7 separate regions of the Homo sapiens genome follow, and all the other regions are linked to region 7. A link is a loop called in an ENCODE intact Hi-C map of the cell type or tissue named here. Cell type or tissue: mammary epithelial cell. All regions are shown on one strand.

Region 1 (4,000 bases), 700 kb before region 7:
AAAAAATAGAGTTTCAGCATCTCATGTACCTTAACCTTTGACCATATCAAATTATTTAGAATACTTAGAAAATGCCATCACTTAGAGAGTTCTGCCTCTGCAGATTGCTGTTTCCTCTGCTTGGAGTACTCTGTCCTCCCAACTAGCCTAGACAAATCCCAGTCATTCTTTAAGACTCAACTTAAAGGCCATCTCCTTTGTCAGACCTTCCCTGACACATGTAAGCAAGAAGTCACACTCCTTCCTCCTTCCCCCAGATCAACTTTAACATTTGAGTTACATCTCCTTGGGTGTCAGGGTCTGAAATTAAGGCATAAAGTGGAAATCACAAATAGTTATATCACCCTTGAAAATACCTTAAATAGCCCATCAAATAGAACATGTTAAGTCTACATTGATGCCACATTGAGACTGACATACTATTGCTCCGTGAGTCCTACATAGAGCATGCTTCCCTCAGATATTGGGACCAGTTTGCGCTTTCATGAATTAAGCACACGTAAAGCAGTTGGATTATGTGTAGTTTATGTTTCGTGGTTATATATAATAAAGACACATAGTGTCTTTAAAACTAGACACGTACTCAGTGCTCCACACTGAGAGGTACATGCATGAGGAGCTAAGGCTGAGAACCACTGACCGCCATCTTCTGTCACACGCATGCGGTAGGGTGTATGCTCACTGAAAGGAACAGTGTGGGGAATTAGCTGCACATTTAAACTGTTTCTTTCTGTTTTCTCTCCCTCTCTCTTGTGCCATACTCAGGAGTTTAGTACAAACACAACAAATGATTATACTCTATGGTGCATAACTTAATTCTAGTCTATTAACCTAGCTAGGACACTCACATTGTGATACAAATTTTCGTTTGATGCTCAGGAATCCCCAGGCCATCAGAGTAGAAAGCTCCATGAATACAGACCTATATTTTTATATCTATTTCCTTTCCTCATACATTATTAGGACTTTAGTGGTCATTTCATGAATCAGTTGATAGAAGGCAAAGGACAAGGCATTGAAATTTCCTTCAGCTTTCACTGGGAACTTTCAGTATGATGAGAGGGAAATTTAACATGTCTGGTCATTTGTGACAAGGTTCTGCATAGGAATAAAAATAGTCTATTTGATAGGCTTGTGAAAGATAATATAGGACAGATAAAATACCGCATAAATGCTAAATAATAAAGTGACAAGCACAGTATGTCAGGGGACGCATAGTAATGCAACTATGTCTGTAAAACATTTACTGTATTTTGTCTCTGAAATGTACAACAACAACAACCCACCAAATGGCGGCATCTGTGCTTATTTCCTCCCTGGTCCTCGATATTTGGAATCCTTTCAATGTTCAATGCCCAAAAATGCAATAAATATTTTTACTTTGGTACATCTATATTTTAACACTGGAGTTGGTACCAGCCAGGATTGTGGGGTTACTCACATCATGTGACTCTCCTCCCACCATTCAATGTGTTTACAAGTGAAAACTGATAAAATGAGCATCGAAGGCAGCCTGGGAGGGAGAATGAATGGGAGAAGGCATTGCAGAATGCATACTGAGGGCTAAGTGTGGAAGGCCCAAGAAGGGGGTGGGTACTGTTTATAGGCAATCTTATTAGAAGTGGTGGGAGGAGCAGAAAGTGGGAGAGTAGGTATGTACAAGCTCTGATCTCTTTGAGCACCAGGTGGCACTACTGCCTTCTCTCTTGGCTGCTGCCTACCTGTGTCAGGGGAATTCCAGAAACAGATTTTGTAGGAAAGGCTAGAAGATTAAGAACCTATATGGGTCAAGAGAGAAATGGGTAGACAATACAGAGATCAGAATGTTTCTTATTGATCAAATCCTAGGAATGACTGTAATCACGGCACTCTGCCAATTTTTAGCATTTCACCAGCCATCAAGGGACATGATTTGATATTGTTAAACAAATTTATGAATAAGAGACATTGTTTAGCTTAGGGTATTACTAGCTAGTAAATGTATTAGTAAGTTGCCAAGTTCCTAGAGGCAGAGAAATGTGTAGGAAACCAACCAACCAACCAGCCAAACTAAACCAAAACAAAATCAATCACTACAAGTTACTTAACACATATGTAACAGTAGATTGGAGGGTATGTATCTGCTTGTTGTATCAAGAAGATTCCTTCTCTTAGGCAGTAGGTGGTTTTTTGAGTAGTCAGTTTCTGTGAATGGGATAACTGATCTAATTCCCCTTTTCTTACTTGCTATTAGTAAGTTTAGAAGTAAATATGGGAGCCATTTGTAGCCGGTATAACATTTTGCAAGATTGTAAACACATTTTAGCCGCATCCCCAGGCTTTACCTTTCATCTTGCTTCTACATCTCACACAATATTTTACATTATATTTCACTTTCACTTTTAATTTGTTATATTGTATATGTTTATATGCTCTGGAAAGAGCATATCCTAAGTTTATATGCTTATATCCTAAGTTTACATGCTCCGGAAAGCTCCTCTAAATACTTTCTGAAATAAGGAAAGGAAGACATATAATTAATTATGTAATTATAACAAATTTCCATTGGATGTACATTGCTAAATACCAAGAATCAATAGAATTGCTCCTTCCCTCAAGAAGTTTACAACCAAATAATGGACTTACTAGAAAATGTGCACTAAATAAAAATTTTTTTCTTAAAAATATAAGTTTTTGGAGTAGAGATATCTAAGAGTAAACACAAGGGAAAAAGGGATACTTGATTCCATGATTAACTTCGTATTTCTACTGTTGGCTTTGCATGGCCTCAGGCAAGATGTGTAACTGTCTCCGGCATCAATTTTTCAATAGTAAAAGGCAGATTCACCTCGGGACAAACACTTGGATAGGCTACAGTGATGAAAGGCATGGTGTGCTGTAACATTTGACTATTGCTATGTAACATTTGATTATAATCTCACTCTCAGCAAAACTAGTAGGAGAAAAGATCAATTTAAGTCACATACTAAAAGGAAAAAAATGTGTTTTGACTGAAATTCAGCACATTTTCTATAGGAAAGTGCCACACTATAGAGGCTATGGGTATAGTAGATGCTGTTTTTATTTTTAAGCTTCTATTTACAACAGTTTGAGACAAATATTCAAAATTGTGTTCTTCATGTAAGAAAGTAAATGTTTTTGGAAAAAAATACAACATAAGCTTTTTTTTTGAGGATTTTAGGCTGGAAGAGAACGAAGCTAAAGAGAGTAAAATTGGGAATATTCTCCACAGGCTACTTTTCAGAAAATTTTAGAGCAACCAATAACAAAACTATTTGCTATTGCATTGAAATTAATATTTTCTTTTTTTGTTTATTAATTTTTTATTCTTTTAAAACAGATATGTAACTGATATGCCAGGGTGCATTACTTTGTAGAAATGGTAGTGTGATTATTTTGGGATAAATGAAGAAGAAAAGAGGTGGAAACTACAAAGGAAGGAATGGAGCTTGATTCTTACCTTTACTTAGGCTCAGTGACTTCATGGAAAACCATAGGCCATAGACAGTGGCACCTAATAGGCTTTGGTGTCAGATAGAGCTGAGTGGAACTCAGCTTAGTCTGTGGCACTGGGCAAGTTCCTTCAGTTGATTCTTGGATTCTTTGTAAAAAGTGGGCACAATAACATCAGCCTCATTGAAAGAATAAGAAAGATGCATGAAGTTTCTAGTTCAGGGCCAGACGAGGCTTATGGTAGATGCTCACTGGATGGCAACTAATAAGGTGGGACATTCATTCAAAAATCATCTCCTTTTATTTCTATTTAGGAGAGGACAGGAAATGGTAGCTTTGCATCACAGCTTTACTTCATAGTGGGTGGCAGATGACTTTAGGTAAAGTATGTTAGTGGTCCATCAACTGCTGCGCAAGGCCAGTCTCCTACTAGTCGTTCTCCAGTTTTGAAAAGTCACTTCTTCCAAGCTCTCATTTGCCTTTGAAATCTGTTTTGATCAATAGCTAGCTTCCATGAGGTCTAGACTTATCTGCCTTCCTTATTCAT
Region 2 (4,000 bases), 1.1 Mb before region 7:
ATAGTGGGAGAGGAATACTTTTTGTTTTTATTGATGACTTCAGAAAGAAACAGTCTTTTCTGCTGATCTTACTTTTTGCCAACACTCCCTAAAGGAAGTGATTCTCGTTCCTTTCCTTATCCAGCAACAAAAACCCAGAGAGATCTGCGAAATTGGGCTCATTATGCTGCTTACTCTGCGAGGTATAAAACAGTTGCCATCATGAGACCAAAGTTCTCCACTTTAATTTTGATTTTATGAAATAGCAAAACTGTTGCAAGGGATTTCTCTAGAGCCTTGTAATTTAGGACTGGAGCAGACAGAAGAGAATGAGTTAAACTTGGAAGAGGTGTTCCCAACACATAGTCCTTGTATAACCAAACAAATCTCTTGGTGCTATATTATCCACCCTCTTCTTTGTTTCCAGTATATAGCTTTTAATGTGTTTTCAGCATTTTGTTGTTATTTTAGGTCAGTGAAGTAGTCTGTTAATAACTTGGTATTAATACTGTCTTTCTACGGGCACTGCATCTTGGTAGGGAGCTCAGAGAATCATGCTTCTGGGATGTCGTGAAGTATGATGGGCAGCTGAGTGCCTTCTGCAACCCAGAGGTGTAATTGATTCAGAGGAAATACATCTTTGAGGCTAATATTACCTGCCTTTCTTCAATTCCCTATATAAATATGTTTGGAGATATTACATTGATGATTGGAAGCTGTCAGGATACCATGCGCAATACTGTGGTTAAAAAATATTAGGCAAGCTTTTTCGAATACTGAGAAGCCATTCTGATTAACCTGTTCAATAATAACTTTGAAGGCAATATATTCATAAACATGTATTTATCTCCAGCCATGTAATTAAAATGCCAATCTCCTCTCTAATTTCAGAGATCTCAGCCTCCTTAAAAAGCCCTCAAGAGCCTCACCATCATTATTCAGGTAGGATGCATATGCACATAGACATGTCAGCTGAGCTAAATGTCTGTGCTTCTGCATTTGTAAACAGAAACACTGACAAATTCTGTGTTACTGACATGGCTCGCGACTTGAAAAGTTATTGTTCACTTTGATGGGAAGAACATTCCAATTTCTAACTTTGCCATTGACTTGGGAAAACAAGTTTTCAGAATTTAAGAGAATTTGCATTTTTGCAAAATGTTTGCATTCTCAAGTTCCAGATTGCAAAGTAGAAAGATGACCTTGAAATCTAAAAATTCTTTGCACGCTCAAAGCAGCCCCAAGCCAGAGATCTCAATGTTTTGGACTGGGGAAAAGGCAGACCTGAAAGTAGTTCCTTGAGGGAGGGTTTTGTACCCTCAATGGGGCCTCAGTGAGTATGATCACTGAATGAAGGCCAACCCCACAAAGTGAGTTCAACAAAGATGTTATTAAACAAAGATGTCAAGGGTCTTGACTCTCTTAAGCAACATCACTTCACAGTGCTTCAGTTGTCTTTCTTTCAAAGTGGGAATAATTGTACTTGCCCTTCCTGAGGAACAGTCTGCCAAAGGGCTAGTTGAGAATTAAGAGGAAAACACTTTGAAATGCAAAGCAATATAAAAACCAACTGGACTTGTGCCATTGGATGGTTTCTTGGGAGTCATTGCTCTCAGCATTGGATGAGATAATACATGGGCAAGCCTTTTACAAATCTAAAGCTCAATACATGAGTAAGAGCTTATTGGTGCGATAATTACTGTTATAATTATATAAGGTTGTTTGTTCAGGGTCTAGTAATAGATTGCCTTATCCTGAATTCTCCTTTGTAGTGAATAGAGTTGCAGTGGATTCCAGACTCCTCAACCCAGGCTCTTACAACTGAGTCTTTCAGCTCGGCAGTAATCTATTATTTTGACTCCAGCTGTCAACTTAAGAAAGTCTCTAGTGAGGAATACTGTAACTCATATTGACTCTGATCTGTTAGGCTATAGCTCTTAACAGGAAAATGCAGATCACTCGCTTCTAATTAAAATCGGTCTTCGGCTCTCTCTGGAAAAAGAAGATGAACTGTGCAAAGTGAACAGTAGGTGTCCCCACAGCCCACCGTGCTTTGGATTTGCTTCGGAAAGGAAAACCAAAGTCCACGGATTAAAATGCCATTTAAAAGAAAGTTCCACATATGTATGGATTAGTATGTGATTTGGTATTCAGGAGAGTGGAGGTGATAGTCCTACCTCAGACCATGTGACATAATCTCATATTAAATGCCTCTAAAATTGGGATTTCTTTCCTGTTTAAGGCATAGTTTATTTTTAAGACTGTATTATAGATTATATTTTTGATAATGGCAAAAATAAGAGGTCTTTGAAATTAAATAGCATTATATGAATATATTGATGTGGAGAGGCTTTCTGTAAATTCAGCCACTGATGCATACTTAAAATAGAAAATCTGTTTTTGTTTGCAGCCATTGAAAGGAATAATTTAATGAGGCTTTCTCAGACCATACCATTTACACCAGTCCAACTGTTTGGTGAGTAGCATTTCTACCTTCTTGAGTTTATGCCAGGACAGAGGCATAAAATCTGAGTGAATCAAAGGAAACCACATTGCATTATTTTAGTTGAAAATTTTGTTTTGTTGATAGTTGTAGTTTAGTGAGATTCATTTCCTAAAATGGAAATTCTTGTTAACTGTCATGGCCAGCATTCAGGGACAAAAGCTAATACTATGGGAATAAGACCTATAATGAGCAGCAGTTGGGAAGAAAGCAATAATATTGCACCTGGCATTCACTGACTCAAGGCTGGAAGTAAGTAGGAAAGAAAAGAACAAACCAACCATTTATAATAAGCACAGGAGAAAGCGATAAATGTCAATATGGTGAAAGCCAACAGGCATCTGAAGAGAAATGCTTTGTGTATTGTTTTTTGTTTATTTTGTTTTGTGTACACTAATTGCTCTTATCTCAGACTGCAAATGTCATTTTAAAAGTCTGGAGTAGTAAAGAAAAACAATCTCACCCTGGCTAAAGCTATCAAAATTTCTCTGTCTGGCAGGATAAGACATGAGCAAGTTGACAATATAGCAAGGGTCCCCAAAGTGTCCTTGATCTTGATTCTTCTCACACTGTTCACATGGGGGCAGACCAGGTTGGCTTCTGATTGTTTTTATTTATTTATTTTTATTTTTATTTTTTTTTTGAGATGGAGTTTCACTCTCGTTGCCCAGGCTGGAGTGCAATGGCGGGATCTTGGCTCACTCTAACCTCTGCCTCCTGGGTTCAAGTGATTCTCCTGCCTCAGCCTCTCATGCAGCTGGGATTACAGGCGTGCACCACCACGCCCAGCTAATTTTTGTATTTTTAGTAGAGATGGGGTTTCACCATGTTACTAAGGCTGGTCTCAAACTCCTAACCTCAGGTGATCTACCCGCCCCAGACTCCCAAAGTGCTGGGATTACAGAATCACCGCACCGGCCTGGCTTCTGATTGTTAATGCAGATGCCTTCCCCTTCCATTTGGCCCCATGGCTGGCTTTGCAAATCAATAGCTCTGCTCTAAAGCCTCTAGGGATTTAGAACTCCAAAGAGATCTTCAGTGGCATTTATCTGGGCACCAAGAATAAATATTTGAAAGGTTTGAAAAGTTGTTACTGAGCATTACCTAGATGTGTTTATTGGTGAGGAATTAGATGCAAGAGGGAGAGAATGGATTCCTTTCTTGGTAAACCAGTACCGTGTTCATATATATATATATGCTTCTATATATATATAGAAGCAAAGGTGTAAGGGGGAAATGAAACACCAGCTGGGGCTGGACAGAAGTTGTATATAGATTATGTTGCTCTGTTAAGAAACATTAAACACTGACTTGGTAGTGTTTAGGTTCAACAGGAATTTTTCCCTCTTCAACAGCCTAAAAGTGGAAGCTATGTAGCAGTTAAGTAGTATTTTGTGTCTAAAATCCTTTAAGTGGGATTGAGTTTGTATCTGAGGTTGTAATTCACTTTAGACATGTTAGCCTATTTAACCTTTACAACAGCCCAATGAGAACAGTATTTTCATCCCCATTTTTCTG
Region 3 (4,000 bases), 600 kb before region 7:
AATAATAATATTGTAAATGTAATAATTCAGGGTTTCATTGACCATAGAGGAAAGTAATAAAAAACAAAACTTTGATAATAAAATATCTGGGATCCAAAGATACAACTTCTGATAGTCATATACATATGATTATTTTTGTCTACCTGTTTTCATGTCCCTAAATAGGGACACAAAAGAATCATAATGACATTGGACTTAGAATAGGAAGTAAGGAATGTTCATTTCTTCTAATCTATAATTAATTCCACTTGAGATAATATTTGATCTCTTGATCCTTGGTCTCTCTGACTATAGATATTTAATTTATTCTCCTAGAGCCTAGGTTAGTGTTTGTGAGGGTTTTTTGAATTTGCTTTCAGTGAATCTTCTGACATACAATATACAGATATATTTTTAATAATACCACCAATAAAATGTATGTATCAGATAACTTCCAGTGAATGGAGTGGAACTGCTTGTGATCAGGAATGATGCTTTCTTCGTATTGATGATGTCACTTAGGCTACAGTGGGCAGGAGGGTGAGAGAGGGGTGAGGGGTGAAATGCTATTGATTGAGTACAATGCCCACTGCTCGGGTGATGGTTGCATTGAAAGTCCAGACTTCACCACTGCACAATATATCCATGGAACACAACTGTGGTACTCGTCCTCCTAAATCTATGAAGATAAAAACTAACTAAAAAAGAGATTAATTTTGAAGCTGACCCAAGTCAGGGTGTGACGCCAGGCTTTTATAAGTTCCCACTTCCTGCTAGTTAATAGGTGATGTATGTATAATGTGAGAAAACCAATCTATCTCTTCAAATATCTTTCCTAGTTCACCAAGATTTCCAAGTACTGGAGAAAATGAGCTTTTATCTCTAAAAATGATCTTCTTAAGTGCTCTTTCTGTATTTTCTTGGCAGTTACATACACATGCTCACTTTCAAATTCAGAAATTGTAATGATAGGTAGCAGGGGTGACTCAATCTATGCACTGAAGTGTCCACATGATATTCCACATCTTTATTTACCAGGGAATGACATAAAAGCCAACTTCTGAGGACTCTTCCTGCTGGGATGATGGAAGCTTGACTTCTTTCTCCCTTTCTTGAGGTTTTCCTCTCTCCACTGGGGTGGGGGCCATGAATCTGGGGCCTTTTGCAGATATAAGACATTAGAGGTAAGAGCCCCTGGTAGTCATTACAGCCATCTGTCTGCTTTGACAACTGCTGAGATGTTCCTTGCTCCTGCCCACATGGCCTCTTCAGTCCTGGCATCTCCTGTTCTTTTTATGTCATGCTTGTGACCTGAAGCTCCCTGAAAGGCTGTCTGTGGCCACACTAGTTTGAAGCACTTCTCTCAAATCTTGTCACCTCCTTAAGAGCAGCACACAAATTCTCTTTCTCGTGTAACCCAGTGCCTTTTCTGCATTTCCTGAACTCCCTGCCTCTATTCAGGGTGCTTCTACATTTCTTTCTTTTTTTTTTTTTTTTTTTGAGATGGAGTCTTGCTCTGTTGCCCAGGCTGGAGTGCAGTGGTGTGATCTCAGCTCACTGCAACCTTGCATCCTGGGTTCAAGAGATTCTCCTGCCTCACCCTCCTGAGTAGCTGGGATTACAGGCATGCGCCACCACGCCCAGCTAATTTTTGTATTTTCAGTAGAGATGGGGTTTCACCATGTTGGTCAGGCTGGTCTCAAACTCCTGACCTTGTGATCCGCCCACCTCAGCCTCCCAAAGTGCTGGGATTACAGGCGTGAGGCACCGCGCCCAGCCTACATTTCTTAATGGTGTAGCCATTTGAGGGAAAAAGTACAGACAGACTTGCGATTTCTATAATTACCATTCCTCAAGATACAGGAATCTTATAATCTCCTCAAGAGCAGGTTACTTGCTTTAATGGGTAATAATAATAAAAATACATAGTGTGTGTGGGGAAAAGGACCACACAGATTGAGATTTTAATATCTGAACCTACTATTCAACCACAAATCTTATTAGCCATTTATTGAAAAGCTTTCTTGTTTTAGACAGAACAGATCCTGATTAAAGAAAGGAAGATGCAGAGTGCCCTGCACTGAATTTGTCACCAGCCAGCAGAGGGAGTGTCTGAAGCTTCAGTGCAGGTATGGCCAGCATGGGTCCCAAAAAGCCAAGATGGCTCCTGACCGCAGTAATCAGGTACAGGGATGCTGAGTGATGGGGAATCAAAGGCCTCTGTCCTAGTGCCTAAGTTTACATTCTTACCAGCTGTGAGATCTGGCAAGCCACTTAATCTCTCTGTCCTTTAGTTTCCTAATCTTTAAAATGGGCAGACAATTTAAAAAATATTTTAAACAGTTCCTGATGCATTACAAAAGTGATTATTGATGATAATGATTATTGATGAGAGCACCAGGACATGGGAAATGTAGATCACCCTCTCTCATCCTGTCTCCCTGCCAGGACAGAAAGAATAATGTGGAGGAGAAATATTGAATTGACAGAATATTTACCTAGATGGAATGGAATTAAAACTAGAAGAAACTAAATTTACTTTGGATTGGTAAGATTAAATTTCCTGACAGCAGAGGAAATGGATGTCTATAAATCCATTTTTCACAAGTGGGTCAAAGTGTCTATAAATTCATATCTTGCTGGATAATTAGATAATTCCCTTTTAAAAATAACGTGGATATAGTGAATCAGACACAAATACAGGATTTATTGGCAAGAACTACTTGATTCTAATTAGTTTGATACCTAATTTGGTTTTATGTTTCTCTCTTTGCCTTTTACCTCCAAATTGAAGACTCTTTACCTTAACAGCTTATACAGCATAATCTGTTAAACATTTCTGGAAAAAGAAATATATCATTCCCTTTGAAAGTTATTCATTCCAATCATAAAATGCCACAGGCTTTCTCCTCCCCCACCTCACCCTGCCCCCATTCAGAATTCTCTAGGGAAAGAAATGGTAGGGAGATGAAAGTCCTTTAAGACTTCTCCTTTTAAGAAATGAGACTCTCTTTTCCCTAATTTAATTAAAATAAACATGACTTGAGAAAGAACATGAAATACCTGCAGGTTTAATTCTAGTTTCTCTCCATCTGTCAGACCCATATTTTCTGAAATGACCTAGCAGCTGTGCTGCAAAGACACTCTACATTAGTGTTCTCCTTTATCCATGTATAAGACTCAAGCTTTAGTAAATATTTTAATATTTTGTTTATATTAGGTATAGGCACCTTTTAAAAATGCCATTGAAAGCTTAATGTTTTCCTTTGAAGGGTAGAATATTGGCAACTGAAATGGGACCTCTAGCTCTATGATTGTTGACCTATGAGAAGATTTGGGAGAGTCTTCTTGTTTATAACTAAATTTCAAATCGTACCATGACAGTCACTTTTCAGTGATTCAGAATTGACCATGGTCTGCTGCTATGAGTAGAGGTGACTATATATATATATATATATACACACAATTTTTTTTTTTTGAGACGGAGTCTCGCTCTGTCGCCCAGGCTGGAGTGCAGCGGCGCCATCTCCGCTCACTGCAAACTCCGCCTCCCGGGTTCATGCCATTCTCCTGCCTCAGCCTCCCGAGTAGCTGGGAGTACAGGCGCCTACCACCATGCCCGGCTAATTTTTTTGTATTTTCAGTAGAGACGAGGATTCACCGTGTTAGCCAAGATGGTCTCCATCTCCTGACCTCGCTCGTGATCCGCCTGCCTCGGCCTCCCAAAGTGCTGGGAGTACAGGCGTGAGCCACCGCGCTCGGCCGAGGTGAACATATATTTCATATGGTCTCAAAACAAAGGAATCATAGGTTTGTAAAACAAAGCAATAGTAATTTGGTGATAACACCTGGACACAAAGCGATGCTTTACTCCATCATCCTGTCATTCAACTACTTATTTATTGAGCACCTATTAAACTAGGCATGATTGGAGGAGCAGCGAAAGGGACTTTATTTAGATACAGATCTTGCTTTCAAGCATGTTAATGCTTAAGATTCCTTTAACAGGATGAAATAATAT
Region 4 (4,000 bases), 60 kb before region 7:
AGTCAGAATGGCATTATTAAAAAGTCAAAAAACAACAGATGCTGGAGAGGCTGCAGAGAAAAGGGAACACTTATGTACTGTTGGTGGGAGCATAAATTAGTTCATCCACTGTGGAAAGCAGTGTGGAGATTTCACAAAGAACTTAAATGGAGCTACCATTCAACCCAGCACTCTCATTACTGTGTATGCATCCAAATAAAAATAAATCATTCTATCCAAAGGACACATACACTTGTATGTTCATCACCACACTATTAACCATAGCAAAGACATGGAATCAACCTAGGTGCCCATTAATGGTGGATTGGATAAAGAAAATATGGTACCTATATACCATGGAATACCACGCAGCCATAAAAAATAATGAAATCACATTGTTTATAGCAACATGCATGCAACTGGAGGCCATTATTCTAAGTGAATTAGTGCAAGAGCAGAAAGCAGTATACCACGTGTTCTCACTTATAAGTGGGGAAAAAAACATTGAGTACCACATGGACATAAGCATGGGAACAATAGATAGTTCAGATTACTAGAGAGGGAGATCTGGGAGGTGAGCATGGGTGGAAAAACTACCTATTGTGTACTATGCTCACTATCTGGGTGATGGGATTTGTACCACAAACCTCAGCATTACTCAGTATACTCACGTAAAAAACCTGTACATCTCCATTTATCTAAAATAAAAGTTGAAATTTAAAAAAAAAAACCTCAACCCTTCCAATCTATTTTTAGGTACTATATGCGTGTATATTATATATGTGTGTGTATGTGGCTATAATCTTACAAAGTTTTATTATTGTTATGTGTGTTTTTATGTTAAGGTTACATAAATAGCTTCAAACTTCATCATCTCACGTTTTATTTCACTCAATATTACATTTCAAAATCTCACTTATATAGTTCATATTAATTTAAGTGAATCCTAATTATAATGGTATGCAATTTTTCTGTAGGCTTTTGCTCATCCTCATAACCAGATTACAATTTTATAAAGACAACTCTTTGCCTTAATAATCCAGATGCTAGAGAATGGTGTTTGTTCCCACGTACCAGGTGGATTGTAGATGCTCTGTTAGTGCAAATGTATTTCACATTAAATTATCATCAAAAAGAGGAAAAAGAGTAATTAATTTTAGGTGTGTATGAACACCTACGAAGGACCATATGACATGCTTGAATACCAAATGACGTTGTTATGAGCCATAATATTGTATGAATAGCAAATAATTCTATAATGGGAGAGAAATTCCTAAGCATTACTTTTACCAGTCATTTAACAATACCAAGAGTGTTTCTCAGCAATACCTGTAGACTATATACCAGAAAGTATATACCATACAGCAAATTTTGTGATTTGCAAATTGGGTGTGAGGTATTGTTCTGTGCTATGAAGTTGTGACTGCAAAGTTTGTATTTTTATGTGTAGTTGATTCATACCTGGTATAGTTTGGATATGTGTTCCCATCCAAATCTCATGCTGAATTATAATCTGCAATGTTAGAGGCAGGGCCTGGTGGGAGGTGATTTGATTATGGGGGTGGATTTCTCATGAGCAGTTTAGCACAATCCTCTTTGTGCTCTTCTAATGATAGTGAATTCTCACAAGATCTGGTCATTTAAAAGTGTATGGCACCTCTCTGCTTCTCTCCCGTCTACTCTGGCCATGCGAGTTGCCTGCCCCCACTTTGCCTTCTGCCATGATGGTAAGTTTCCTGAGATCTCCTGAGAAACCAAGCAGATGCCAGCATCATGCTTCCTGTACAGCTGTGGAACTGCGTGAGCCAATTAAACCTCTTTTCTTTGTGAATTACCCAGTCTTTCGTATTTCTTTATAGCAATGCAAGAATGGCCTAACACAATACTCCAGGAAACACATTTAAATATTAGGATTTAGTAGAATGAACATATCACAACATTTCCATAGCTATGGCAATATAGCAGTGGAATTTTAAATTGACTAATACGTTAATCATGTTAATCATCCTATACTGTTGTTTCATTTTAGATAACATTTTTTCCACATTTTTATCTCATTCATTTCAACATAAATTAATTGAAAATCAATATAATGCATATTTTGATGAGTTAAGAAAATGTATGATAAAAAATTAACTTAAAGTTTGAGAGATTGTCTAAATGATGACATAAGTGAGTATACAGTATTTACTAGAGAAGCAGACCAATGATGAAGCCTTAAGTAAGAAGGCTATTAAGATGGGAATATATGAATGAATCATTGAAGGGTGACTTGTTCTTACAGAAGAAAAGATACATTATAACTGCCTCAGCTTGGTTAACTCTTAGTCATCAAAGCAAATCAACATAAAGATAGGTTAAATAATCAGCAGCAGTAACTTTATGGAGGTTAATTATTGATAATTACCAAATTCTGCTTTCAGATAAGAAATTAATGAATTCCACGTATGAAAAATATAACAAGCTTTCACCTAAAGAGCATATTAGAGCCAATTCTAGGTCCTAAACTTAACAACTTCCTTACTTTGTTCCTGATACTCTTTTTTATTCATTGTTTTATAGTACACGAGGATTTGGTTTCCAGGTTTTCTTTCTCATATGAAGATGCTAATTGAGAGAATTAAATGAGGCAATGTATAGGAACTCAGCACAATGTATATAAAAGTACTTAACCAACATACAAGTGTGCAACACATACACATGCAAAATTACTTAATTCAGGTTGGATAGCTATAACCTAATTACAAATTGTTTCAGGAATGATAGGGTAAGTATATGAATTCATACTAGGAGAATATGGTAATTTGGGATAACCTAGGTTGCCATAATGTAATTTTTAACTTTGGGTGAGTTACTAAATTTCTCTGGGCATCAGTAACCTCATGTTTGACAATAACATGTTATTCTAAAAAGGATGAGTAACTGTCAGACTATGAGTTTTATCAGGCCTGTGAATATTTTGTTTTGCTTTACTTTCTTTAGCACTCACAGTGTTTATTTTTTAAAATTAGTTGCCAATTCTCAAAATGTGATTTCACATAAAATCAAAAGTTATCGCTCTTTCAAAACATTGAATGAACTGGCCATATTGAGCTGCCATGTCTGTTTGGCAACAATTAACTGGAACCGAATAGAAGTTGTCCCTTCTCCAGGGGCATGAACTCTGCTGTTTGCCACAGTCTCTACCTCACCTTTTAGTAGGGCCACTTACCTGCTATTACATCACTTGTTGGGTAATTTGCCTCTTTGAGTTCGCTTCTCTTGGTCTAAATCATGTCTGATGTTTCTATGAATGCTAACAGTATATGCCTAATAACTATCCACAAAAATGCTATTTTAAATATTTGCTTATTCAGGTCTATTAACAATGTTAAATGTATTCTTTTTAGTGCTTTATTTATTTTGCTATTAAAACAAAGATTAAAAATTACTAGGCAAAGTTGGTAATAGATACTATGACAAAAATTTAGCTAAAAAATTTAAACTACCTCGTGTCAAATTTACTAGTATATTAAGAGCATGAATATTTTCAAGTTTGTTTCCAATTCACATCTGATGCAATGATGATGATATGTAATATCGTGTAATAAAATATTTGCTTTCTGCTAGATTTTACATGCCAGCAAAGGCCCTGCCAGCAAGAAATCCAATTATAAATTTATTAGCTGTAGACTTCAGCAGCAGCACCCAGTGACCAGGAACACATAAGATGATGCCAAAGAGATCAGAGATATAAAGATATATGTAAATATGGTTGGCTAATGTGTTATTTTCAGGGGAAAATATTAAGATAGTAAGTTCTTGGCCTTATAAATCTCATACTAGAAAAATTTCATTATACCTTATCCGTAAGAATTCTGGCTGGGCACAGTGACTCACATCTATAATCCCAGCACTTTGGGAAGCCAAAGTGGGTGGATTGCTTTAGCTCAGGAGTTCAAGACTAACCTGGGCAATATGGCAAAACTCCATCTCTATAAAAAATTAGCCAGGTGTGATGGCGCACATCTGTAGTCCCAGC
Region 5 (4,000 bases), 320 kb before region 7:
AAAAGAATTATTTATTTAATAAGTACTACCATGAGTTGGCTACTTATAAGAGAATACCTATGGATTTCTAGTTTCCATAGCAAATACATGTATATTTTACACAGATAAATATCCACAAGAAGAATACAATAAAAATGTAAAACTAAAAGACAAATATTTGGGAGAATATTTGCAATACACATGAGAGACTGATCATTGTACACTTTTCAGTTATATGAAAAGCCTTATAAATGTTAAATGGAAAAGAAACCTCCTTTATCCAGTTTCCCATAGATAAATGATCACATAAAAGTATAATACACATAAAAAGAAATCAAAATGGCAATTATCAAGTACTCTGGCTGCATGATAAAAAAAAAACTAAAATAACAATGCAACCAAAATAATGTTGCCATTTTCACCTGTTCATTAGGTTGACAAATATTTAAACAAAGGGTTCTGATCAAAAAGAAAAGAGAAAAAGATATTGGTACTCCATTACATTATTTGTTAAAGGCTAACTAGCTAAAATATTATATGAAAGTAAAAGTGGCAATTTCATTTAAATGAAAATCTCACATACTCTTTGACCCAGAAATCCCACTTTGAAGAAATTAGTCTCTAGTTAATAGCACCAGAATGTAAAATGATTTTATATAAGAACACATACAAAAATCATATCACAGCATTGTGCGTTATGGCTAGATGTAGAAATTATGACTGTCCTTCAATAATAGAGATCAAATAATTAAGGTAATATAGAATATCATAAAACAAGAAAAAAGTGAGTTTCATTTAAATATATAGTGACCTGAAAGGCTGTTGTCATTAATGTCCTATTAATACCTTGCATTTGTCTAAAACCTATTATATAACTACTCCTGCTTTGATATTTTTATCTTTTTGTTACAATTCTCAAATAATGCTATAAATTTCAATATTTATTTATGTATGAGTACCTTTCAGATATAATAATCTTGTGTTTAATTTGTATGAATAAAAGAATGTGACTTTCCTACTGAACTCAGAGCCCTCAAAAGCAGCAGAATGAAAGAATTGACTCATTTTGATTACAAAATTAAGACTAGAAAAGTAGGCTGCTTTCATTGAAATAGGTATTTGGTTCTGTATGTAGTTTGTACAGGGAACATCACAGAAGATAAACTGCTCACCCTGTCCCTTCAGTGATGGCTGTGATCTGAAACCAAAATGAACTATTTCGTTGCACATACAAATTTACTTGTAAACACAATATTATTTCCTACTGTCTCTGGCAATATTGTACAATTCCCCATCTTTAGCCATTACATTCTGATCTGATAAACTCAGACCTGTATCACCAGTCTTGGCCTTAATCTGAAGCTCTGGACTTATATTCAACTGTATACAGCATATACCCACTTTAACGTCTCACAAAACTTTCAGTTTCAACAGGTTCAATGTCGAACTGATAGGAGGTGGGGTGTATACTGTGAAGGTCTTAAGACTGGGCTTGAAATTTATATCTAATATTTGGTAGCTATGCGAGGTTGGACAATGTATTGTCTTTGTTAGCTTTCTGACTTGCAGAATGTAGGTGTCAATAGCTACTTCATAGAAGATTACATTATATTTGTGTGTAAGGAAATCTCTGGATAAATCTATCTTTTTTTTTTTTTTTTTTTTTGGCAGAGTCTTGCTATCTCCCAGGCTGGAGTGCAGTGGCGCGATCTCAGCTCACTGCAAGCTCCGCCTCCGGGTTCACGCCATTCTCCTGCCTCAGCCTCCCAAGTAGCTGCGACTACAGGCGCCCGCCATCACGCCTGGCTAATTTTTTGTATTTTTAGTAGAGACGGGGTTTCACCGTGTTAGCCAGGATGGTCTCGATCTCTTGACCTCGTGATCTGCCCGCCTCGGCCCTATCTTAAGAGGAGAAGAAATTCTAGGTCCTTAACCACATGACAATTGTCCTAGATCTGTGACGAGGTGGACTTGTGACTTTCATTGGGAGAATATTGTTCTACAAAACATATGTGTTAGATTCCTATGAGACTATATATATATATATATATCTATATATATATATATATAGATATCTCATTAAAAAGTGCAGAGAAGAAAGTTGGCCAGATCTCATATAGTCTTTATAGAGTCCACTGTGTTAGGAAAATTTTTACGTTCTTGAGGCCTTTTGTTACATCTATAATAGGAGAGAGAAAGACCTAATTTTAAAGAGCAATGACTGAATAAAGGAAAGTTGTAATTGGATATTAATAACAGTGTCTTCTCAGGCTTTATCAAAGAAGGCGAGCTCACCACCAGGGAGCAGTAATTGACTATGGGAGGATGTATTTCCAAGCACTCTTTATAATAACCCTGTGGGTGGTGGAGTTGAGGGGACTGTGGGCATGGGGGATCTTTCATTCTGTCTGTGCCTTTGCAACAATTCAAAAATTCACCATTATTTAATATTATCTTTGTTTAAAAGTAAAGAAACTCTGTTGAAAGGCATTTCTGATATTCTTTTTCTTGAGTTTTGAACTTTCTGCTATTTGCCTTTTAAAAAGAATGAATAGGAATGCTTGTGATTTTTGCACATTGATTTTGTATCCTGAGACTTTGCTGAAGTTGCTTATCAGCTTAAGGAGATTTTGGGCTGAGACGATGGGGTTTTCTAAATATACAATCATGTCATCTGCAAACAGGGACAATTTGACTTCCTCTTTTCCTAATTGAATATCCTTTATTTCTTTCTCTTGTCTGATTGCCCTGGCCAGAACTTCCAACACTATGTTGAATAGGAGTGGTGAGAGAAGGCATCCCTGTCTTGTGCCAGTTTTCAAAGGGAATGCTTCCAGTTTTTGCCCATTAAGTATGATATTGGCTGTGGGTTTGTCATAAATAGCTCTTATTATTTTGAGATACGTCCCATCAATACCTAGTTTATTGAGAGTTTTTAGCATGAAGGGCTGTTGAATTTTGTCGAAGGCCTTTTCTGCATCTATTGAGATAATCATGTGGTTTTTGTCTTTGGTTCTGTTTATATGATGGATTACATTTATTGATTTGCATATGTTGAACCAGCCTTGCATCCTGGGGATGAAGCCAACTTGATCGTGGTGGATAAACTTTTTGATGTGCTGCTGGATTCGGTTTGCCAGTATTTTATTGAGGATTTTTGCATCAATGTTCATCAGGGATATTGGTCTAAAATTGTCTTTTTCTGTTGTATCTCTGCCAGGCTTTGGTATCAGGATGATGTTGATTCCTATACACCAATAACAGACAAACAGAGAGCCAAATCATGAGTGAACTCCCATTCACAATTGCTTCAAAGAGAATAAAATACCTAGGAATCCAACTTACAAGGGATATGAAGGACCTCTTCAAGGAGAACTACAAACCACTGCTCAATGAAGTAAAAGAGGACATAAACAAATGGAAGAACATTCCATGCTCATGGATAGGAAGAATCAATATTGTGAAAATGGCCATACTGCCCAAGGTAATTTATAGATTCAATGCCATCCCCATCAAGCTACCAATGACTTTCTTCACAGAATTGGAAAAAACTACTTTAAAGTTCACATGGAACGAAAAAAAGAGCCCACATTGCCAAGACAATCCTAAGCCAAAAGAACAAAGCTGGAGGCATCACACTACCTGATTTCAAACTATACTATAAGGCTACAGTAACCAAAACAGCATAGTATTGGTAACAAAATAGAGATATAGACCAATGGAACGGAATAGAGCCCTTGGAAATAATACCACACATCTACAACCATCTGATCTTTGACAAACCTGACAAAAACAAGAAATAGGGAACAGATTCCCTATTTAATGAATGGTGCTGGGAAAACTGGCTAGCCATAGGTAGAAAGCTGAAACTGGATCCCTTCCTTACACCTTATACAAAAACTAATTCAAGATGGATTAAAGACTTAAATGTTAGACCTAAAACCATAAAAAACCTAGAAGAAAACCTAGGAAATACCATTCAGGCCATAGGCATGGGCAAGTACTGCATGACTAAAACACA
Region 6 (4,000 bases), 480 kb after region 7:
TTGCTTATATATTAAAATCACGGGGTTATGAAAATTTGCTACACGTTGGTTATAATTTGTGCTTCTTGACAATCTTTCATTATCCTATTTCACACATGCATAATTTCGTATGGATGATGAGTCTGCTTTTATTGGTTGGTATCAAAATTTCCAGTATTGAGAAGATTCTGAAAGTAGATGAGCTTGCTAAAGCAAAAGTAATAATAGTTGCAGAACATCTGACTCTGATTAGTAAAGGAAATCTCCCACCTCTCCCCAAAATACCCCACAAAAAATAATAAGACTCAAAATAGATACATGTATTAAAAACAAAAGGAGTGCTAACTTGAGTCAGAGTTCAAAGTTCCAGGTATTTTATCAATTTGCAAAGAATATCATCCCATGTGAAATTAACATTGGCATACACAACTTGATGTCTTAGGAAATAGTATAGCAATTAAAAGAAAGATTAAGATTTTTCAGGGTTATAGACTTTGAATACAAGAAACTCTAGGGGCAGATAGAGGATTTAGAAGAGAAATCTTGCCTGCACGTTCTGTAGCTTTCCTATATTTGCTATTTATTAACTTCCTGAATCCTTTTAAGTGCTTTTCAGTGAAAGACTCAAAAAAGATTGTTCTATAGGATTGTTTTGGGGGTATCCAGAATGAGGGGATAGGAAAGCTGCAGCATCTTGGGAGAGAAAAAGATAGGATCCTGAGGAAATGGGGAGAGTGTGATCTGTGGCAACTGTGGAAAGAAAATAGAAACATTCTGAATATGAGAGGCCTGGGCAAAGGTAACCTTGGGGAGCTTTTCTAGACCTGAAAAGGGAATGTAGGGCTGAGAAGTTGTGTGCAACTCCCTGACATGTTAGAAAACTTCAATGAGAGCCCATAAAATAATTAACCATAAATGCTGAGAAATATGTACACCAGAGTACCTGTATCTTTGCTTTATTCTAGATTCTGAATCAGTCCATAGTCAACAAAAATATCTTTCTCTTTAGTTAGTAAAACTGAGCACACACCCCAGATATTTAGCTACCTTCTGTTTATTTACCTATGAATATGTCACAGGCATCTTTGCATAGTTAAAAAAATCTTACCCTTACCTATTTAAATAATATTTTTATAAGAATCCATATTGTCCCCAATTAATTTCTCTATCACCATTAATAAATTAAAATTATATTTATAAAGACTCCGTGGCGTAAAACTTAGGTACCAGAGAATGGTGTAGGTAGGCCTTCTTTGAAATCTCTTTTTTTCCCCTGCCCCCACTAATGGATTTAAGATGATTAAATTGCAAAAGGCATGACAGAAAGGTGATGTTTTGACAAAATGAGCTGGGTTGTTTGGAAGCAGCCCTGAAGCAGTAGCTTGGAATTGGGGGCCTTATGGATTTCTCCATAATGCAGATAGAACTTCATGATATATTTAAATCCTTTTCCGCAAACATTTCCCTGATTTGTTGCCAAGCCGTCACTGAATTTAGTAATCCAGACAGATTACCATAGGGGTCCTATTTTTAGGGTCCTTCTGTTGCTGTGGCAGTTGCAGCTGATCGGATTATGGTTCTATCCTAGCCATGTGAAATGCTTTGATGCTTCGAGAGAAACCTGCACTCAACTCCCGTAATTACAATGTCAGACTCATAGCTGGAAATTTCACTCTGAATTTATTTTGTAGCTCCATTGTGGCCAATCCATTATTAACTCATGAGATGGCGTGTTGTCTTAGTTTTGCTCTGTGTCTTTCAAACTAGCTCACTATTATGTGTATGTGTGTGTTGGAAGGGAGGGTGGGTGATAGTAAATGCACGCAGTGGGTCACAGAGGACATATATAATCTCTCTGATTCTGAGTGCAAAAAAAAAAAAAAAAAAAAAAAATACACAACCCAGACATTACTCTCTCCTATAAATGGCAATATCTCCATCTAGTGGTGAAAATTACCTTAATTGTCTTTACTGTCAGTTGAGAAAAAGCCACAAATTTGTCTCAGAACGTAATTTGTATTTTACCTTCACAATATAAATGTTTTCCCAAGAAGAATAGATGTTCGTCATATCACATTGGACCCATCCCATGGCCTTTGCAAGGGAAAAAGTAATTCTGTTTACCTCAAAAGAAGTTTGTCTTCCACTGTCACCTGATACCTGGGTACACAGAATTTGTCCATAATTTTTTTCATGGTTTTTTCTTTTGCAAGGTATTGGGAGGGAAGTAGTGACAAAGTGTAATGAAATAACAAGCTGAATGAATTTTATATGGACTTATATTCGATCTAAGAAGTAAATTACTCAGCCAATTTCTCATCTCTCATAAAACTATTTTTTCATCAATGGTATAGCAATTACGCCACAGTAAACTAGTATACATTTTTCACGTATATACAAAGAAATAATATTTTTCTTTGAAAAAATAAAGGCTAAAGCAGAATGTTAAGGTTTTCCCTATTTTATAACTTATTGCAACCTCAATCATAAAAAGCTCTTGCAACATGAAACCAGTTATTTAAGGCTGTCTTTTACGAATGCTCTTGATTGCATTTTCGTTATTGTTAATGCAAGTGGGAAATTGTTTTAACTAATATTCCTACTCATCTCCAATTATACAGCTTGTACTCACACATTTATTTAGGTAAATATAAATATGGAGTCACAAGGTAGAAAAACCAGGAGAGTGAAGGCGGCCTCTGGGCACACAGCAGAGCCCGTTAGATGGCAGCACGCGCACGGTCTCAGCTTGTTTCAAATCCTGCTGCTTGTACTCGGAGCCCCTGAACCCCAGGTTGGTTTGTGTGCCATGGCAGTTTGGTATCTCCAGAGGGACTGAGTCCAGTAACTCGATGCAACAGAGTCCGATCTTTCAATCCAGAATGCCAACTGATTAATGTAAAATTGAACGTATTTTTTTTCTGATATGTTAATATTGGAATGTTACCCAAAGAATCTGATGTCAGGGTATCTAAGAATTTGAACGAGTTTGTGGCCTGGACAAGTGTTTTATCCAGCTTATGTCAAAATCCGGTGACTTTTTTCTGTCCAATACTTTCTTCCCTCCCTCTTTCCCCATCTCCTTCCTTCTCTTCCTCCTCCTCTTTCCTCTTTCCTTTTTCCTTCCATTTTTCTTTTTTCCTGCCTTTTTCTTTTCCTCCTCCTCTTTCCTCTTTCCTTTTTCCTTCCATTTTTCTTTTTTCCTTCCTTTTTCTTTTCCTTCTTTCTTTCCTTCCTTTCTTTTTTTCCTTCTTTCTTTCTATACTCCTTCTTTCCTTTATTCTTTCCATCCTCCCTCTCAGTGCCCTTCCCTGGCTTCTTTCTCTTAATAATAACACTAATAAGATTAATAGCAACAAATAAAAGGGAAAAATATGTTTGTATGTGCCAGTCTCTGTTGTAAGAACTTTACTGAGATTATCTAATTTAATCCTTCTAACCTTAACTATTCTAACCTATGCATACAGTAGGAGTAAACTGAGGGATACTTTCATTAAGTAAATTGTTCAATTTATTAATTCAGAATATATTTTTTGGACACTATGTAATCAGGATGCAACAGTGATCAAATCAGATAGATGTTCTCAAAGAGTCTGCATTCTGGACAGAAAATGAACAGTTTAACAAAAAATATTATGGCTTGTGATAAGTGCTATGAAGCAAATGAAAGGAGTGCCATGATGAGACAAAGATTAGAGCTCTCTTTTTTAATAAGGTAGTACATATGAATTGTACATTTCATATACATATGTACAAATCTAGGTTATAAAGTAACTGTATTCTCAAGATCTGGAGTCTTGCTTATGTGGACAGGTTTTGAGCCTGGCATTTTTAGACTTTTTGGACATTATACTTTTTCTTACACATTGTAGCCTTTATGTTTACATTTTCCTCATCTTTCTTTACTTTATGAAAAGATTAGGCTGCAGTTACCTTAAATAAAATATGGCAATCGTACTTTCTTGAACTACACCCCTATTGAACAATATGGTTCTTCAGTGACATATTCACAGATGATCTC
Region 7 (4,000 bases):
GAATATGTCTTTATATGTTTTCAGTGGACAATAACTTTCATTTCATTTGGATATTTACATACAAGTGGAATTGCTAGGTCACTAGATAAGCATATCTTTAACTATAAGTGATCCTGCCAATACGTTTTTCAAGGTAATTATACTAACTTATTCTCCATTATTGGTGGGTGCAAGTTCCAGTGGTTCATTAAATTCAGCTTTTTCAGTTTTTGCAAAAAAATTTGTGGTCATTTTCAGTGAGAATGTAGTAATATATTTATTATGAGTGGTTTTTTTTTTTTGGTTTGTTTTTGGGTTTTTTTTTTTTTTTTTTTTTTTTTAAGACAGAGTCTTGCTTTGTTGCCCAGGCTGGAGTGCAGTGGCACGATCTCGGCTCACTGCAACCTACACCTCCCAGTTTCAAGTGATTCTTCTGCCTCAGCCTCCCAAGTAACTGGGACTACCACCATGCCCGGCTAATTTTTGTATTTTTAGTAAAGACGGGGTTTCACCATATTGGCCAGGCTGGTCTTGAACTCCTGATCTCATGATCCACCCACATCGGCCTCCCAAAGTGCTGGGATTACAGGCATGTGCCACTGCGCCCGGCCTATTATGTGGTTTTGATTTGAATTTTCTTAACATCTTACAATATTAATCACCTTTTCCTGTGTTTGTTATTTGTAAAGTACCCTTTTCCAGTCTTCTTAAAAATAAATTAGCAGCGATCCAAATTGGTGATGTAGATGCAAGCTGGCTTCACCCACTCCACCCCACAGAAAACCAAAACCAAATACACATCAGTGAAGTTATCACCAGCCATATCCCAGAACTCAAATATTAGGATGAATCAGTTCCCTGGGCTGCAGAGGAGTGAAAAATACTCCAAGAAGACAGTCAAAGAATAGGATTTTCATATCCATGACACCCCTTCTGCCAGTCTACCTGGCCCCAAGCATGCGGAAAATTTCCTTGACTCATGATTTCTACACTGGAAAAAGTGAGATAAAGGTGGACAACCAGATTACTCACCATCTTGTGTTCCCTGGCAGGAGATCTGTTCATGCCTCAACCACGGGAAGCATGCCCGAGGGGAGAGAAAGCCCTGAAGACAGCTAGAGACAAAGTTGGGAGGTGGGACTACCATCCCCAGCATGGGAAATACTGCTCTGTAACTAGGCTAAAGGAGACACCAAATAAGAGTGGCTGTTCACTAACACCAGGGTGTAGAAGGTATGTTCCACAAATCCCCTGGGCACAAACCCCTAGCCAACCTTTTAACACTGCTGGTGATAGAGACAGGAGGCAGCCAAATGCCACTCAGGTCATTGTGCACAGGGGGCTTGCCTAAACATGCCCAGGGTACAAAATTCTGTCTCTTAACTCATGCACAGTAAAGTAAATAAATCAATGTTGAGTGACTCAGAGTAAAGGCCCACCTACACACTGGGAGAATGGGGTGGAGCCACCTGAAATTTACCCCTTATGAAGGGAGGAGAAGCCTGGCCCCTTCAGCTCCTGTGTGGTGGCCTGGTATTCCATCTGTGAGTTGGGAGCCTGTTGGCAGTACCCTCTCTTTTTTTGCTGAGAGCTTTCTTTTAATAAATTCTGCTTTCTTCACCTTTCAATGTGTCTGTATTCTTAATTTTTCCTGGTCATGAGACAAGAACCCAGATTTTAGCTGAGCTAGAGAAAAATCCTGTATCATTGGGATGTCCCCTTTGGGATCTCATCCATTCCAGCAGGGCAGTGCTCTAATTGTTTGCTAAAGCTGAAGCAAACCTGGACTTAAGATGCCATCTAGTGCCAAAAAGGAGGCAGTGACCTAGTGGAAAAAATACAAGAAATTCAATGGGTAAATTAAGAATTTTTAAGCAAACACTTCAAATAAAAATTTAAACAAGCCAATTAAAAAATCTGGAATAAGTAATTAATTTTTCAATGCAAATGCATAGACACACACCCACTAGAAGCATCAGCAAACAATGAACCATGACCTCCACAAACAGACAAAGCAAGGAACAAGTGACTAACTTATGAACTCTCTGACCCAAAATTCAAAACAGCAGCTGTAAGAAAACTTGGTGATCTCCAAGATAAAACAGAAAAGTAATTGAGAAACTTATCAGAAGGATTTAACAAAGAGATTGAAATAATTTTCAAAAATCAAACAGAAATCTCAGAACTGAAAATTTATTTGCTGGACTGAAAAATTTATTGGAGGCTCTCAATAGTAGAACAGATCAACAAGAGGAAAGAGTCACTGAGCTCAGCCAGGCTATTTGAAATTACATCATCAGAGGAGAAAAAAGGAATGAAAAGAAACAAAGATTACCTACAGAATATAGGAAATTACTTCAAAAGACTATACCTGAGAATTATTGGTATTCGAAACAAAGTTGAGCAAGAGCACTTGGTAGAAAGCTTATGCCAAAAAAAGAGAAAAAAACTTTCCAAAACTTGATAAAAATATAAATATCTAGGTACAGGAAGATCAGAGAACACCAAACAGATTCAACCCAAATAAGACTATCCCAAGGCATGTAATAATCAAAATCTCAAAGGTTTTTCAAATAAGACTATCCCAAGGCATGTAATAATCAAAATCTCAAAGGGACAAACAGTTGATTCTAAAAGCATCAAGAAAAAAAGCAAGTAACATATAAAAGAACTCCAATTTGTCTGGCAACAGACTTTTCAATGAAAACTATGTGGGTCAGGAGGGAGGAAAAACATTTCCAAACTGCTGAAAGAAAAGAAAAAAAAAAAACCTGTCACCCAAGAATGCTTTATCCAACAAACCTATTCTTCAGTTATGAAGACAAGATAAAGTATTTCCCAGACAAACAAAAGCTAAGATAATTTACCACACCAGACCCTTCTTACAAGGAATGCTAAAGGGAGTTATTCAATCTTAAAGAAAGCAAAACTAACATGCAAGGAGGAAACATTTGGAAACATAAAACCCACTGGTAAAATTAAGTAGACAACCTAAGAATAATCTAATATTGCAATTGTGCTGTGTAATCTACTCATAACTCCAGTATAAAGCCTAAAAAGCAAATCTATAGAAAACAATAGCTACAGGAACATGTTAAGAGACAGGCAATATAAAAATATGTAAATTGAGATAACCAAAGGTCGAAATGTGGTGGAGATGAACCTAAAGTATATAATTTTTTTAGCTTCTTGTTTGTTTCTGATTTTTTGAGATCTAAAATAAATGATCATATTTTTAAAAGATTTTGTTTTAAGAGGATTTTTATAAGCCACAGATGCAAAAACCTATAATAGATTCACTAAAAATAAAAAAAATCATACTGCCAGACAAAATCAAAACATACTGCCAGAGAAAATCACTTAACCACAAAGGATCACTGTGGGAAGGAAAGAAAGGAAGAGAGGAGTTACTAAACAACTGAAAAACAAGTAAGAAAATGGCAGTAGTAAGTTGTTACTTATATATAATAACAATGAATGTAAATTAACTCATTTTTCTATTAAAAGACACAGAGTGGCAGAATGAATAAAGAAACAAAATTCATGTTTCTTATGTCATATGTGGCCTGCAAGAAACTCACCTCACTTATAAAGACACACATAGACAGAAAAGAAAGGGGTGGAAGAAAAGGATATTCCATGCAAGTAGAAAGCAAAAAAGAGAAGGGGTAGCTATACTTAGACAAAATAGACTAAAGTTAAAGACTAAAAAGAGACAGAAATGGTCACTCGATAATGATAAAGGAGTCAACAATACAGCAGGAGGAGATATGACAATTATAAATATCTATACACCCAAGACCAGAGTACCCAACTATATAAAGCAAACATAAATCAATCTAAAGGCAAGATAGAGTACAATATAATAATAGTAGGGGATATCAACACCCACTCTCAATAATGAACAGATTATACAGGCAGAAAGTCAAAAAAGAAACTGAAGTTAAACTACATACTAGACCAAATGTCTTAATTGACATTTACAGAACATTTCACCTGACTGCTGCAGAATACAAATTCT

The links. Peaks named below come from ENCODE experiments on the same cell type or tissue, not always from the same donor. Only the 100,000 strongest peaks of a DNase experiment are listed, where the experiment ranks them.
Region 1: it touches region 7 in a loop (19-fold over the local background); 13 of 110 quality-filtered maps call a loop at or near these places.
Region 2: a loop joins it to region 7, with 8 times the contacts of the local background. A loop is called at or near these places in 10 of 110 quality-filtered maps.
Region 3: a loop joins it to region 7, with 18 times the contacts of the local background. A loop is called at or near these places in 6 of 110 quality-filtered maps.
Region 4: a loop joins it to region 7, with 4 times the contacts of the local background. A loop is called at or near these places in 2 of 110 quality-filtered maps.
Region 5: a loop joins it to region 7, with 13 times the contacts of the local background. A loop is called at or near these places in 4 of 110 quality-filtered maps.
Region 6: it touches region 7 in a loop (7-fold over the local background); 3 of 110 quality-filtered maps call a loop at or near these places.

What each region holds. Positions count from the first base shown.
Region 1 is chr9:74,377,590-74,381,589 of GRCh38, reverse strand. All of the region lies in intron 2 of LOC101927358 (a long non-coding RNA gene), which reads right to left. Among named protein-coding and RNA genes, the nearest start is that of RORB, 120 kb to the left of the region's middle. In mammary epithelial cell, a CTCF peak has its summit at 1,687 (motif pointing right); a DNase peak (open chromatin) is centred at 1,689.
Region 2 is chr9:74,741,016-74,745,015 of GRCh38, reverse strand. TRPM6 (transient receptor potential cation channel subfamily M member 6) reads left to right here. Exons shown (of 39, transcript NM_017662.5): 32 at 871-921; 33 at 2,390-2,455. Among named protein-coding and RNA genes, the nearest start is that of TRPM6, 140 kb to the left of the region's middle. In mammary epithelial cell, a CTCF peak has its summit at 2,012; no DNase peak of the experiment used is centred here.
Region 3 is chr9:74,279,977-74,283,976 of GRCh38, reverse strand. No RefSeq gene overlaps it. Among named protein-coding and RNA genes, the nearest start is that of RORB, 220 kb to the left of the region's middle. In mammary epithelial cell, a CTCF peak has its summit at 2,093 (motif pointing right); no DNase peak of the experiment used is centred here.
Region 4 is chr9:73,742,271-73,746,270 of GRCh38, reverse strand. No RefSeq gene overlaps it. Among named protein-coding and RNA genes, the nearest start is that of ANXA1, 590 kb to the right of the region's middle. In mammary epithelial cell, no CTCF peak of the experiment used is centred here; a DNase peak (open chromatin) is centred at 2,250.
Region 5 is chr9:74,005,434-74,009,433 of GRCh38, reverse strand. No RefSeq gene overlaps it. Among named protein-coding and RNA genes, the nearest start is that of RORB, 490 kb to the left of the region's middle. In mammary epithelial cell, a CTCF peak has its summit at 2,284 (motif pointing right); no DNase peak of the experiment used is centred here.
Region 6 is chr9:73,198,800-73,202,799 of GRCh38, reverse strand. No RefSeq gene overlaps it. Among named protein-coding and RNA genes, the nearest start is that of ANXA1, 49 kb to the right of the region's middle. In mammary epithelial cell, CTCF peaks have their summits at 1,918 (motif pointing left) and 2,708; no DNase peak of the experiment used is centred here.
Region 7 is chr9:73,681,815-73,685,814 of GRCh38, reverse strand. No RefSeq gene overlaps it. Among named protein-coding and RNA genes, the nearest start is that of ANXA1, 530 kb to the right of the region's middle. RefSeq lists an enhancer at 470-1,669. In mammary epithelial cell, a CTCF peak has its summit at 1,778 (motif pointing left); DNase peaks (open chromatin) are centred at 1,024, 1,354 and 1,694; H3K27ac peaks cover 2,462 bases.